3 separate regions of the Homo sapiens genome follow, and all the other regions are linked to region 1. A link is a contact called in ENCODE Hi-C or POLR2A ChIA-PET data. All regions are on one chromosome and are shown on one strand. Each heading gives the region's core, a stretch centred on a gene start or an enhancer-like site at or near the end of the contact. The rest is flanking DNA. Distances are from core to core; before and after follow the strand shown.

Region 1 (3,963 bases), core at 840-3,339:
GCCCATCGCTTCTGGTGTGAGCTCCCGCTAAGGGTGGGTGAGTACTGGGGTGGGCTTCCAGAAGAGGCCTCCTTTGAGCCGAATCTGCAGAGACCAAGTGTCTATGAGAACTGCTCAAGAGTGCTTTGCACATTCTCCTCCACAAAGGTCGAGGCTCCCACTGCGCCCAGGAATGCGCCTCGTCAGACATTAGGCGCCCCTTGATTTTGTGTTTGCATCTCACGCGGTCCTCTAGCTGACAAGTGCATCAGAAGAGTCACAGTGGCTGTCACAAGCCAGAGACTCGCAGAGGACAGGAACGCGGGAAATCTAGGCAATTACCTCCAGCATATACCAAGAGCTATTGCGAGGATCAGATCCCTTTAAAAATGGTGACGAGACAGGAGAGGGCGGCTCCTCTAGAGCTTTCCGGAACGTCTTTACCTCTGTGTCCTTTATACCTTTTATCTCCCCCAAACAAGGTCCTTAGTCAGTTTCTCCTTCTATTTCCCCATCTTCCTCCCCCACCTCCCTGTGTAGTTCTAGGGGGAAAAAATGTGTTGTTTTCCTTTTTTTCTGATGCTTCTAATATTAAATGCGTCTATTTTCCCACTCTCCATTGTCTTGAGGTCTTCCCCTACCCACCCTGCCTAGTTCTGTCACGTCCCTTCTTTCCCTGTATCACAACAATGTTCTCCCTTTCTCACCTTTGTTTCTCTTCATACTTGTTTCTCTCTCTGTGTCTCTCTCATTCTCTTCCCTTCCAAATGTAGTATTTGGAGACTGTAATATCGATTGAGGCAGACAATAGAAAACTGTCGAACCTCCACTGTAAATTCATTCTTAATCCTATGAAAAAATGCATCCTGAAACGTGTTGCATGCACAGTGAGACAAAAACCTGTGTCTTTAGGTTTCCTGCGATCTAGCTTGGAGGCGGGTTGGGGGGGTGTGGAGGGAAGTGCTGGAGAAATTATCCCATTATTGACTGAGCAGCAAAGAATTTTCAAGAACAGTGATTCTCCTAGAAAAAGTATTGCTGCTGCCATTTCAATGCAAAATTTGGCTTTTGAGTAAAAGGCTTAGGTTTTTATCTTCCGGGGAGAAAAAAAAAACCCAAAAGACAAAAAAAAAAAAAAAAAAGGTCATAGCGTCCCTGGGTGGGCTCGAACCACCAACCTTTCGGTTAACAGCCGAACGCGCTAACCGATTGCGCCACAGAGACCGAGTCGACTACCGGCGTAGTAGTGAGCCGAGTCAATGGGAGCGAGCCTGGACGGCGCAGACGCCGTAAGAGATGCCGCCATCGGGCGAAATAAGTGGAACCCGGGGGAGAAAGGGAAGGATCCTGATGGGGGAGGGAGGCGAAAGAGCTTGGGAGGAGAGGACGCGGGACGTGCACGCCCTTCCTCCATTGGAACGGCGAGAGGTCGACTCTGGCTATCCTCAGGTTCTACCTCAAACGTGGAGAGGCGCGGAACGTCCCTTTTTAGGGTGACCTGAGATTGAGGATACGTGAAGTCGGGCCGCAGGAAGTCCCCCAAATCAGAACAAGCTTCGGCTTCCAAACTCCCTTTCACAGCTGAACCCCTGCAGCCGCAAAATACCCGCGACGCCTACACGCGACGCCTTCCCCTTCCCACCTGCATCATTAAATTTCCATTTAATGGGCGCCTCCTATATACTAGGCACTGTTGTGGGCCAGTGAATATTCCGAGCCTAGGCAAGTGCCTGGTACACAGTAAACGCAGGATTTCTGGAGTGAATAAATAAGCTAGCACGACTAATACGACGAACTCATACATCACGTTGATAAGCGTCACGGTGCCCCTTCAGCTGGGGCCGCAGCTTCCTAAACCCAGTTTCACCAGCCCACGTGCGCGCAGGCTCCGCCCCCAGTCCCTGAGGTCCCGAGTCCAGGTCCGCCGAGATCCCACTATGCACCGTGTCGCAAGTCTCTTCCGCAGCCACAGTGACTTTTCACTTCCGCTTTTCCCGCCTCCGTTTTGACTTTGCAACCAAACTACCTGTACTGGTGACCGACAGGGACGTGTGACCAATAGAAAGCCCAGATGTCCAGGAAGAGTCCGCCTATCAGCCAATGAAGAGACAGCAGTGAGAGCGGTTGCGCAGTGAAGGCTAGACCCGGTTTACTGGAATTGCTCTGGCGATCGAGGGATCCTAGTACACCGCAATCATGGTGAGATGGGGAGTTAAAGCAAAGGGGCATGGGGAAGGATTGAGAAGCGGAGGGGGTCAGGAGAGGCTTGGGGACGAAAAGGGCCTAGGGTCGATGGAAGGAAGCGGTTTCAGTTCGAGGGGAGCGGGCCCCGGTGAGGACCAAGAGGGTGAGTGCGGCTCATTGCCGCCACACAGTGCTCATCCCAGCTGGAGAACCAGGGGTTCAGACGCCTCCGGAATGGAGAACGGGCGTACAGGAGCCTCCGCATCAGGAGCTGGGCCGGGGGCTGTGGCAGCGTTTGACCCCCCGCGCTGACCCCTCCGCTCTGTCTGTCCTAGTCTATTATGTCCTATAACGGAGGGGCCGTCATGGCCATGAAGGGGAAGAACTGTGTGGCCATCGCTGCAGACAGGCGCTTCGGGATCCAGGCCCAGATGGTGACCACGGACTTCCAGAAGATCTTTCCCATGGGTGACCGGCTGTACATCGGTCTGGCCGGGCTCGCCACTGACGTCCAGACAGTGTAAGTTTCAAGGGTCCCCGCCCACACCCAGGCCTCTTCTTGGACCATCCAACCCCGGCGTCTTGACCGGCCAAGGTGTCAGTCATCTACCACACACCACCAGTGAGTTTGAGACTTTGCCGCCTCCAAAAAACATGTCCTTCCCTTTCTTTTTTTTTTTTTTAGACAGGGACTTGCTCTGTCACCCAGGCTGGAGCTCAGTGGCATGATCTCAGCTCACTGCAACCTCCACCTCCCAGGCTCAAGCGATTCTCGTGCCTCAGCCTCCTAAGTAGCTGGGACTACAGGCGCGCACCACCATGCCTGGCTAATTTTTGTATTTTTAGTAGAGACAGGGTTTCACCATGTTGGCCAGGCTAGTTTCGAACTCCTGACCTCAAGTGATCCACCTGCCTCAGCCTCCCAAAGTGCTGGGATTACAGGCATGAGCCACCACACCTGGCCTGACTTTGATTTTGACAACAATTTTGAGCAGACAAGACAAGCCCAATAGAAACATCTTGCAAGCAGTTGGGGTTTTGTTATTACATCTCAGGGTTGGGGAAGCATTGGCAATGTGCCAAATCTATGGGAGCAGATTCTGGAGAGACAAAGTCTGTAGGGAGGGAAATAATGAGCGGCAGTTTGAGAGCTGAACGTTACATTTAGCAGTGAGGGGCGAAGAGAAGCCAGAGAAGAATAAGAGAGGAAAAGAACGGTGATAGGTTTTCAGGAGGGAATACGTGGTCACAGGGGGCAGGTCCTGCAGGGTACTGGTGCCTGAGGAGCAGCAGGTCCTGGATTTGTTTCCTAGAAGGTGGAGAGACTAGCTCACAAGCGTGGGTGGATGCCTGTCAGAAAATGTTCTCATTTCGGCTGGGCGCGGTGGCTCACACCTGTAATCCCAACACTTTGGGAGGCTGAGGTGGGCGGATATCTTGAGATCAGGAGTTCCAGACCAGCCTGGCCAACATGGTGAAACGCTGTCTCTACTAAAAATACAAAAATTAGCCAGGCTGGGTGGTGGGCACCTGTAATCCCAGCTACTCGGGAGGCTGAGGCTGGAGAATTGCTTGAACCTGACAGACGGACGTTGCAGTGAGCTGAAATTGTGCCACTGCACTCTAGCCTGGGCAACAGAGCGAGACTCTGTCTCAAACAAAATAAAAAAAGAAAGAATAAAAGAAAATGTTCTCATTTCTCTTAAAACTCCCTGAGTCTCAAGAACATAACACTTACTGAGATCTCACCCAGCCTGCCCTTTTTTCCTGTCTGGTAGAGTCAGAGAATGACATCCTGGG
Region 2 (3,963 bases), core at 474-2,973, 1.4 Mb after region 1:
CCTGGGTAAAATGAGTTTAGCAGATAACAAGCAGGAAAAGTCTTTCAATAGGGGAGGGCGGGGTCATCCCTGGCCTACTCCACCTTCCTGAGACCCAGAAACTGTGGCCAGAGGAAACAAAGGGTCCCTAAGGCAAATCACAAAAGCTCCTGAGAATGAAACCTGAGCCTGGAAAGAGAGTAGAGAATGAGGGATGGACACCAGATCCAAAGGGTTCCCTTACACAGGCAAATGGGGGTTAGGGGGTTGGGAGGGATGTGAGCCATGCCCAGCCCCTCTCCTTGGGCCTTCTCTCCATCACAGGCAGTTCTCAGGAGCAGAACTCCTGTTACTGTCTCAGTCTGAGCAGCTGACTCCTGGCCTCTCCCTGCTTCATTTTTTGAGGAATAAGCTTTTCTCTGATTCTCACAGAGCCCTTTCTTTTGCTTCTCTGCAAGGCTTTCTCTCTGTGCCTGAAAGGCTCTGGGCTCAAGGAGCAGACAGCCCTGCAGGCTCAACTGCAGTGACCTACATTGGCTCTCCCCTAGGCCCTGGGTGCGGGGGCTGAGATTTCAAGATAGGAACCTGGGAATCTGGCACAGGTCTACAGATGATGACATCAGGCAGACAGGCTGCAAAAGTGGCATTGAGGGACTGGACCCTGAGGCAGGGGATGCCATAGGACTATGTTCTCACTTTGTCATTTGAGGGCTTTTTATGGACAAGAGATCAGAAGAGATCAAATGCAAAAACACCTGAGCAGTGACCCCTTGGAGAGGAGCCAGTGGTCCCTGACAGGCCCAGTCTCTATTAATGAGATTTGGGAGTGGTTTCTGCCTGCTCCCTGTTCTTGCTGAACCTACACTGGTCTGCTGCAGGGGACTGGAAAGATGATGTGGAAGAATGAGTTCGGATTTCAGCTGATTTATTTCAGGGAAACGAAGGCTGGGTAAAAGTCAGATATGCAGAAATCCACGTACTCCCAGGCTTAACTATAATATAGAGACCCTGTATTTCTTTAGACTCAATGGTTCTGAGAAGGATCCAGAAGGAGCCCTCAAGATTAATTACCATTTACAAAGTCCTTACCTCAGGACCCTGGCAACTGAATCCCTCCTTCCAGCTACCAGCCTTCTGGAACAGAGAAGGCAGCTTCTGAAATAGGTGCTTTCCCTCTCTCCCACTATAAGCCACAGTGTTTAGGATGACCACTGCTTCCAGATTGTGTGATTTGCCCTGGCAAGGAAATCCTATTGTGGGGGGAGGAAATGAGGCAGTCGTGACACAAAGTGATGGATGAGCCTTTTGCTTAGCAGAGAGAGAGAGAAAGCCGGCAGGCTGTGCAGAACTGAGTGGCTCTTGGGTCCAAAGGGCTTCCCCTTGGCCAAGTCCCACCCCAAAGCCCAGGAAGTCCACAGCTTGGCGCCCAGTCAAGGCAAAAACATTCCTCAGGACTCTGACAGGCTGGGGGATGGTTCCCACCACGAGGATGGGGGAGGGGAAGGAAACACGCGGGGGAGGAAATGACCACAAAGAAGGGGGTGAGGGTAAGAGGTGGGGAGTGAGTTCTCAGTGCCCTGAGTCCCTTTTAGAGAGAAAGGTTGAGGCTGGACTCATTGGCTTGTGAAGGACTTGCAGCTTCAGAGCACATGACTTCTGGGTCACCCTTCTGCTCAGGGTCATCCCTGATGACCCAAGGTGTCCTCTGGAGGCTTGTTAACTCAATCTCCCTCCTTACGCAGGGGCTGTGGTTGAGCTTGGGAGCCCCTGAGTGGCTAAAAGCTGGAATTGCAGTTGTGCTGGGGGAGGAGCCCATCGGGTCTCCCTCTGCCTCTCCACCTCCGCCCCTCCCTTTCCCTCTCCCTAAGCCCAGGACTCTGGAAATAGCACCTGGTAATGGGAGCGCTGACAGATGCTGAGTTATAGGAGAGCAAATGTCCTGGCTAGAGTCCTCAACATTCTAGTTTGATCGCTTTTGGGCTGTTTCCCTTGAAAACACGTGCCCCAGCAAGGATTGAAAAACTACCTATTGGTACTATGCTCACTACCTGGGTGACAGGTTCAGTCATACCCCAAACTTCACCATTACACAATATACCCTTGTAACAAACCTGCATATGTACCCCCTGAATCTAAAATAAAAGTTGAAATACACACACGGAAAAATAGGTGCCCCAGGACTACTTCCATTGTCTTCCATAAATTACTGTTTAACATGCCCCTGGGTAGTGTGCTTCCTGGCTACTGAGATCCCCCTCCTAGGGCTCCCCGGCTTGTAGCTTCTGGACCATTCACTGTCCATGACCCCTATGACCTTGGAGGGAGAAATGGCCCCACAATAATTCTGATTTTAAATTTACCCCTCCCTACCTGCACTACTTAGTCCTAGTTTTCCTCCTCTGAGCCTTGCCCACAACTCCTTCCCCAAGTCAGCCTCCAACCTTGAATGTTCCCTCACCCCCAGTTCCCTACCCAATCCCCCAATCCCACATCTCCTGTAGGGGATAGGAGTGAGGTGAAAAATGGACAAAGCTTAGAAATTTTTCCAAGGAAACTAGTTCCCTCTGCATGGCTTCCTTTGACCTATTTTCTAACTTTCCCTGGTTAGCCCCCTTGTTCCATGTACCAAGGCTTCCCACTGGACTAATTTTTGCTGCCCCGCCCTACTCCTCCTTCCTCCAACATGATCTCCTGGGGCTCTTCCCATCCAGGGAAAATGTTCCCCAGTGCTGAGAGAGGGAGAGATTCCATTTTGGAAACTATGTCAGCTTGAGGAGTCCGAGCTCTTAAAGAGACAACTAGAGTGTTGCTGGGGAAGCGGGTAGTGGTAGTGAGCAAAAAGCAGCTCACCCACCCAGAGGAGGCCCTGTTCCCATCACCCAGCCCATAATTAGGGCATTCTTGGCTCTTGTCTGGAATGGGAGGATCTGAGTGCTCTGCCAACATCATGAAGAACTCAACGGGAAATGGAGTTGGAGTAGAGGTAACCAACTTTGCAGCTGGAAATTAAAATTTTATTCAACTCCACCCCCAAGTAATTTTATTTGATGACATCCTTCTCTTGCATTTGTCTCATCGTTTGATTGTGTAATCCTTAGCCAGGGAGCTATGTAGATATGAAATCATTTTAAACAGAGGCAGCTGCATTCCCCTATTGTACCTGAGCCCTCATCAGCTTTCCTCCTCTCAAGCTGCTGCCCCACATTCACCCTGAAGGGGGCACTTTTGTTCAGTCGTTAGCTGGTGCCAGCTGAAAGCGAGCTCCAGGAAGGAAACATAACAATTGGTCACATGTTGGGGTGAGGGTTCTCGCAGGGGCTGCTGGGACAGGGAAGGGAGGTCCACGTGGAGTGGGCGGAACGCGCTGAAAGTTTTGGCGGGGCTAGCAGAGGGAGAAAAATACCCAAATTTGAGTTGTGATTTTTAATAGGGGGAAAAAAAAAAGGCAAGGAGGGTGTGTCCTACCCTCTGAGAGGCCCCCGCAGAGGGGAGCAGGAGAGCAGCACACTAGCATCCTGCTCGCGGAAGCCTGGAACGCAGGACATGGTTTCTGCCAGAAAGAGCTGAGCCAGGCCAGGCTGCGGAGCTGGAAGCCTCTGTGGCTCCACGCTGGCTTCCCATCCCCCATCCTCCCGGAGAAGGCAAAGGTGGCCTCTCCAACTGTGGTGTCCTTTCAGTGTCACAGGACTGGGGTAATACCAGTCACACAACTCCAGTCTCTATTTACCTTTCCGAGAGCTTCAGGAAACCACCCAGATGAATCCTCTTTCCCTGGGGAGTGGCCAAAACAAGTCTCCTCTTTTTTCTACCTACTTCTGCCCCACTGTTAGCTGGAAAACGTAGCTTTATACAGTCATAAAGCTGCAAGGGACCTTAAAGATGATTTATTTCCATTTTATTTTTTGGTCTGGGAAAACCAAGCCCAGTCAAGTGAAAAGTCTTGCTGCATCCTCTTTCCACGACATAGGCATTCCCTTCAAAGAA
Region 3 (3,963 bases), core at 1,464-3,963, 1.1 Mb after region 1:
AACTGTATGAGTTGGGAGTTCTGCAGGATGTCAATTTTGGAGAAATACTCTAAACACTAGGTCTAATTTTAGTACTGAAAGGGGAAATTTGTTGTTTGTTAGTTTCTAAAAGCAAAAATAGCACATCAAAAGTAGCAGAAGAGGAACTGTAAAATTTCACAGGGATGGTATGAGGATGAAAAGTTATTTGGTTATGAAAAAGTTGTAGGCCAGGCGCAGTGGCTCACGCCTGTAATCCCAGCACTTTGGGAGGCCAAGGCAGGTGGATCACGAGGTCAGGAGTTCGAGACCAGCCTGGCCAACATGGCAAAATACTGTCTCTACTAAAAATACAAAAATTAGCTGGGCGTGGTGGCGCATGCCTCTAATCCTAGCTACTCAGGAGGCTGAGGCAGGAGAATCGCTTGAACCCAGCAGGCAGAGGTTGCAGTGAGCCGAGATCTTGCCACTGAACTCCAGCCTGGGCAACAGAGTGAGACTTCGTCTCAAAAAAAAAAAAAAAAAGTTGTAAGGAAACTTTATGATTTTCCATTACAATGTTCTTCTGTATATTTGACAGTGGAACGTGTTAGTACTCTGTAAATAGTTCAATACTGAGTATTTCGGACTCCCGAGAGTGATACCTAAGGGGATTAAAAGTGAATTGGTAAAATAACTTATGTAGCTACTCCACCTTCAAGGAGATGCAGCATAAATCCCCACTCTTTAAGTGTGGGTGCACAAAGTGACTTCCTTCCGAAGAGTATAGTATGAAAGCAGGGGAATAAGTTGACAGTGGAGAAACCTGACAAACAGTACCTCAGCCAGCAGACCAAGGTTAACATCAAGTGATAAGGCATGTTGATAGTATGTCCCCTTGATATGATGTGATGAGAATGTCATTTTATCTCTGTAATCTTCCTCCTAAGAATCCATAATTCTAGTCTAATATGGAGAAAGACACCAAATTCCAGTAGAGAGGCATTCTACAAAATACCTCACCAATTAAAGCCAGGTCAAGACCTTCAAACACAAGAAAAGTCTGACACAGCCAAGGGGAATCTAAGGAGATACGATGACTATAGGTAATGTGGGATCCCGCATGAGATCCTGGAGCAAAAAAACAAACGAGGTAGGGAGGACATTGAGTAAAAAACTAAGGAAATCTGAATAAAGTTTGGACTTCAGTTAATAGTAATATATCAATATCCGTTCATTAATTGTAAGAAATGTACCATACCAATGTAAGATGTCAATAATAGGGAAAATCGGGAGGGAGTATGTAAAAACTCTCTGTACTGTTTTTGCAAATTTTCTGCAAATCTAAAACTCTTCTAAAATAAAAAGTTTATATAAAAAGAGTGGATGGGTACTTTTGACAACTATTACTCATTTGGTTAAGTCTCCTCTCATAGGATTTAGTTTATCACACAGGATTTACAACTATCAATTACTTACAGTAACCAAAAAGTCAATAAAACACACTGTGGATATATAATGTACTTTGACTAAAACTGGAATGAAGAACTTGTAGGGAATCAAAGATAATGCCTAAATCTGTCTTCATTATCATCACCTTAAGAAGAGAACAGTTGAGACCAGACCATGTATCCAGACATGGTAACTGAAAATGGGTGGATCTGACTCACTGAGTCACATTTCATGGCTTATGCTATATAGGTAAAATTAACAGTGACTAAAAATGAAATTACTGACAAAGTTTGCTCCTGGACCATATGAGAGAGTCCAAGTACTGACTCGGCTCAAAGGAAATAAAACCGAAAACTCTTGATCTCACCCAAAATAACCATTCTGCACCCTGTCTGAACCTTGGGCTCTCTCTACTAACCAGCCTACTCAAAACCACTACTGAGAGTGGTGTCCCGCTGCTAAGAAACAGACAACACACAGGGCCTTTCGGGCCACCAAACTAGTAGCCAAGAAGGAACCATCAAAGACGCGGGCATGATCCCCTTTGGAGCTCCCCGATCTTGACTAGTCATCCATCCCTACAGAAAAGGCCAATCGGGCTCCATCCCTACAGAAAAGGCCAATGGGCCTTACAATTGGGCCCATTTTTAAAGCAAGGTCACTTCATCAACCTAGATACGTTTGCACTGGGGGAGGTCTCTCACATCGCCTCATACTTGAAGTGAAAATGAAGATTCAACGTTCCTCTAGAGTGGGAAGGCCCGGAAGCGCCTTCTTGGCTCAGTAGTGGCTCTTCTGGGTCTTGGTCTTGCTGGTAAAGAATGCAATTAGGTAAAAATCGCGTGTCAGTTTGAAAGAGATTCGACACCCAGTTTCAGCGTTCATGAGAAGAGAGGCGTAGGAAATCCCCACGCGGGCCTTTCTGCTTCACGTGAGGAGGAAATTGTCACAAGTCTCTGCCTTCCTCAGGTCCCCTTCCTAGGGGATTCCTCATCGCATCCCCTAGCCGCCCTACCCCACCACGGTCCTTGGGACCTCGCGGTGTTCTCTCCTTGATCCCTTCGGCCCCTAGACTGGGGAATCCCCGGAACGCGACACCGTGGCTTCTTTTCCTTTATTCTCTTCCTGCCTTCCGCTCCGCTCAGAGAGCAAGGGGCCAGGAGCGCGGGAAAATGGCGCCGGACGCGAGGCGCGAAAAGTTCGCATGCCTGCTGCCGCGTGGGCGCCAGAGGATCTGGCGATCGCCTGCAGCGCCGTCGCCCCGCCCCCGCGCGCGAGAATCGAAGCACGCACGCGTTCTCCTGCGCGTCCGCTCCCGCCGTTGCGACGGACGGGTAGGGGAGGCGACCCCGGCGTTCTGCTCCGCACTGTGGAGGAGGTGGGGAGGTGTTGGGCCAGGGCTGAGGTAGGAGGGAGTCTGTCCCTCGACGCCTCCTGCGACGCCAGCCCCTGAGCGATGATGCGAACGTGCGTCCTACTCTCCGCGGTGCTCTGGTGCCTCACAGGAGGTGGGGCTCCCTCCACCCGGTCCCCAGGCCTCTCCCTCTGCCCGAGCTTCCCGGTCCTGCCTCCTTCGCCTCGCCCTGCCCTGCCCGACTCTGAACCCTGCTCCTCTTCTAACTAAAAGTCAGTGTTTTATTTCCTCCGCAGTCCAATGCCCGCGTTTTACCTTATTCAATAAGAAGGGCTTCATTTATGGCAAGACAGGACAGCCAGGTAATAAGGGCCTCTGCACACGCGGGCCCATTGGAGGGGCCGGAACTGCGAAGCTCTTCCCGGAAGAGCTTCCTGGAGAGAAGGGGAACGAGCCAGCGTTTATTGAGCATCTATTATACTAAGCATCTGCTTGGCAGTTCACGACGGTCGCATTTTTTCATCCTTACAGCGATCCCTATTGTGTCGCCTTGCTTTAAAGCCTTACAGCTCACAAAGGGCTGGGATTTATTCCAGATCTCTCTCTCAGATGCCATCTCACTTCCAGGTGTCTCTGCTGCTTTGCAACGCGGGAAACCCACGCAAAGGAGTGATTTCCAAGGCCTTCTGTTTGGAATATCTTTAATCCTCCCCTTATTAACTGGAAAAACTCCCACGCATCCTTCAGGGCTCAGCTCAAATGTCCTTTATCTCTGCAGTGAAACTTTCCCAAGGAAAATTAGTTACACAGCTAATTTTAGATAAATTGAGCCAGTTGATAGAATTTGTCATGTTTAGACTCCTTCTGTGTTTGAGTTCTCTCCCCGACCCCCAACCAAATTGTAGGACGTTGTCTTTATGAGCCTGGCATTCAGTAGGCTTTAAAATTAATATCTTTCTGGGTTGCAGTGATTCCAAGCATACCATCGTTCTGTCCACCAAACCAGAAACAAGAAGTAATCACACATCTTCCTAATATGCCCAGATAGGCTTAATTATTGTTCCCAATGGAGAAAATTTACAGTTAAACATCAGGTTTCCCTTAGGGTGATCATGATCATCTATCTTTCTTTCTTTCTTTCCTTCCTTCCTTCTTTTTTTTTTTTTTTTTTTTTGACAGTCTCACTCTGTCACCCAGGC

What was found. A loop is a pair of places that touch in the nucleus more often than their neighbours do. ChIA-PET counts read pairs that join two places held with the same protein, here RNA polymerase II (POLR2A). Pooled maps may share reads with other maps.
Region 2: a map of HepG2 shows a loop between it and region 1 (16-fold over the local background). The contact joins the enhancer-like site here to the promoter of PSMB3 in region 1. A Hi-C loop is called at or near these places in 1 of 168 maps with a recorded cell type or tissue (HepG2) and 2 of 50 pooled maps. POLR2A ChIA-PET finds 5 or more read pairs at or near these places in 2 of 52 experiments (RWPE1 and activated CD4-positive, alpha-beta T cell).
Region 3: a loop to region 1 is called in a map with no recorded cell type, with 7 times the contacts of the local background. The contact joins the promoter of ZPBP2 here to the promoter of PSMB3 in region 1. A Hi-C loop is called at or near these places in 1 of 37 single-sample maps with no recorded cell type and 2 of 50 pooled maps. POLR2A ChIA-PET finds 5 or more read pairs at or near these places in 1 of 52 experiments (OCI-LY7).

The regions. Positions count from the first base shown.
Region 1 is chr17:38,750,652-38,754,614 of GRCh38, forward strand. PSMB3 (proteasome 20S subunit beta 3) reads left to right here and starts at 2,090. Exons shown (of 6, transcript NM_002795.4): 1 at 2,090-2,178; 2 at 2,499-2,683. The coding sequence starts at 2,176. It overlaps TRN-GTT2-5 (tRNA-Asn (anticodon GTT) 2-5), which reads right to left and starts at 1,203; the gene lies at 1,130-1,203. It overlaps LOC100287808 (a long non-coding RNA gene), which reads left to right. Exons shown (of 1, transcript NR_149004.1): 1 at 1-1,101.
Region 2 is chr17:40,110,093-40,114,055 of GRCh38, forward strand. No RefSeq gene overlaps it. Among named protein-coding and RNA genes, the nearest start is that of MSL1, 9.9 kb to the right of the region's middle. RefSeq lists enhancers at 43-983, 3,440-3,659, 3,680-3,739, 3,770-3,963. Within about 2 kb of position 1,724, at least 33 of the 41 ENCODE cell types and tissues checked have a DNase peak (open chromatin) inside an H3K27ac peak, as active enhancers do.
Region 3 is chr17:39,865,489-39,869,451 of GRCh38, forward strand. ZPBP2 (zona pellucida binding protein 2) reads left to right here and starts at 2,714. Exons shown (of 8, transcript NM_199321.3): 1 at 2,714-2,918; 2 at 3,061-3,126. The coding sequence starts at 2,867. RefSeq lists enhancers at 1,534-1,753, 1,994-2,073 and a silencer at 1,768-1,983.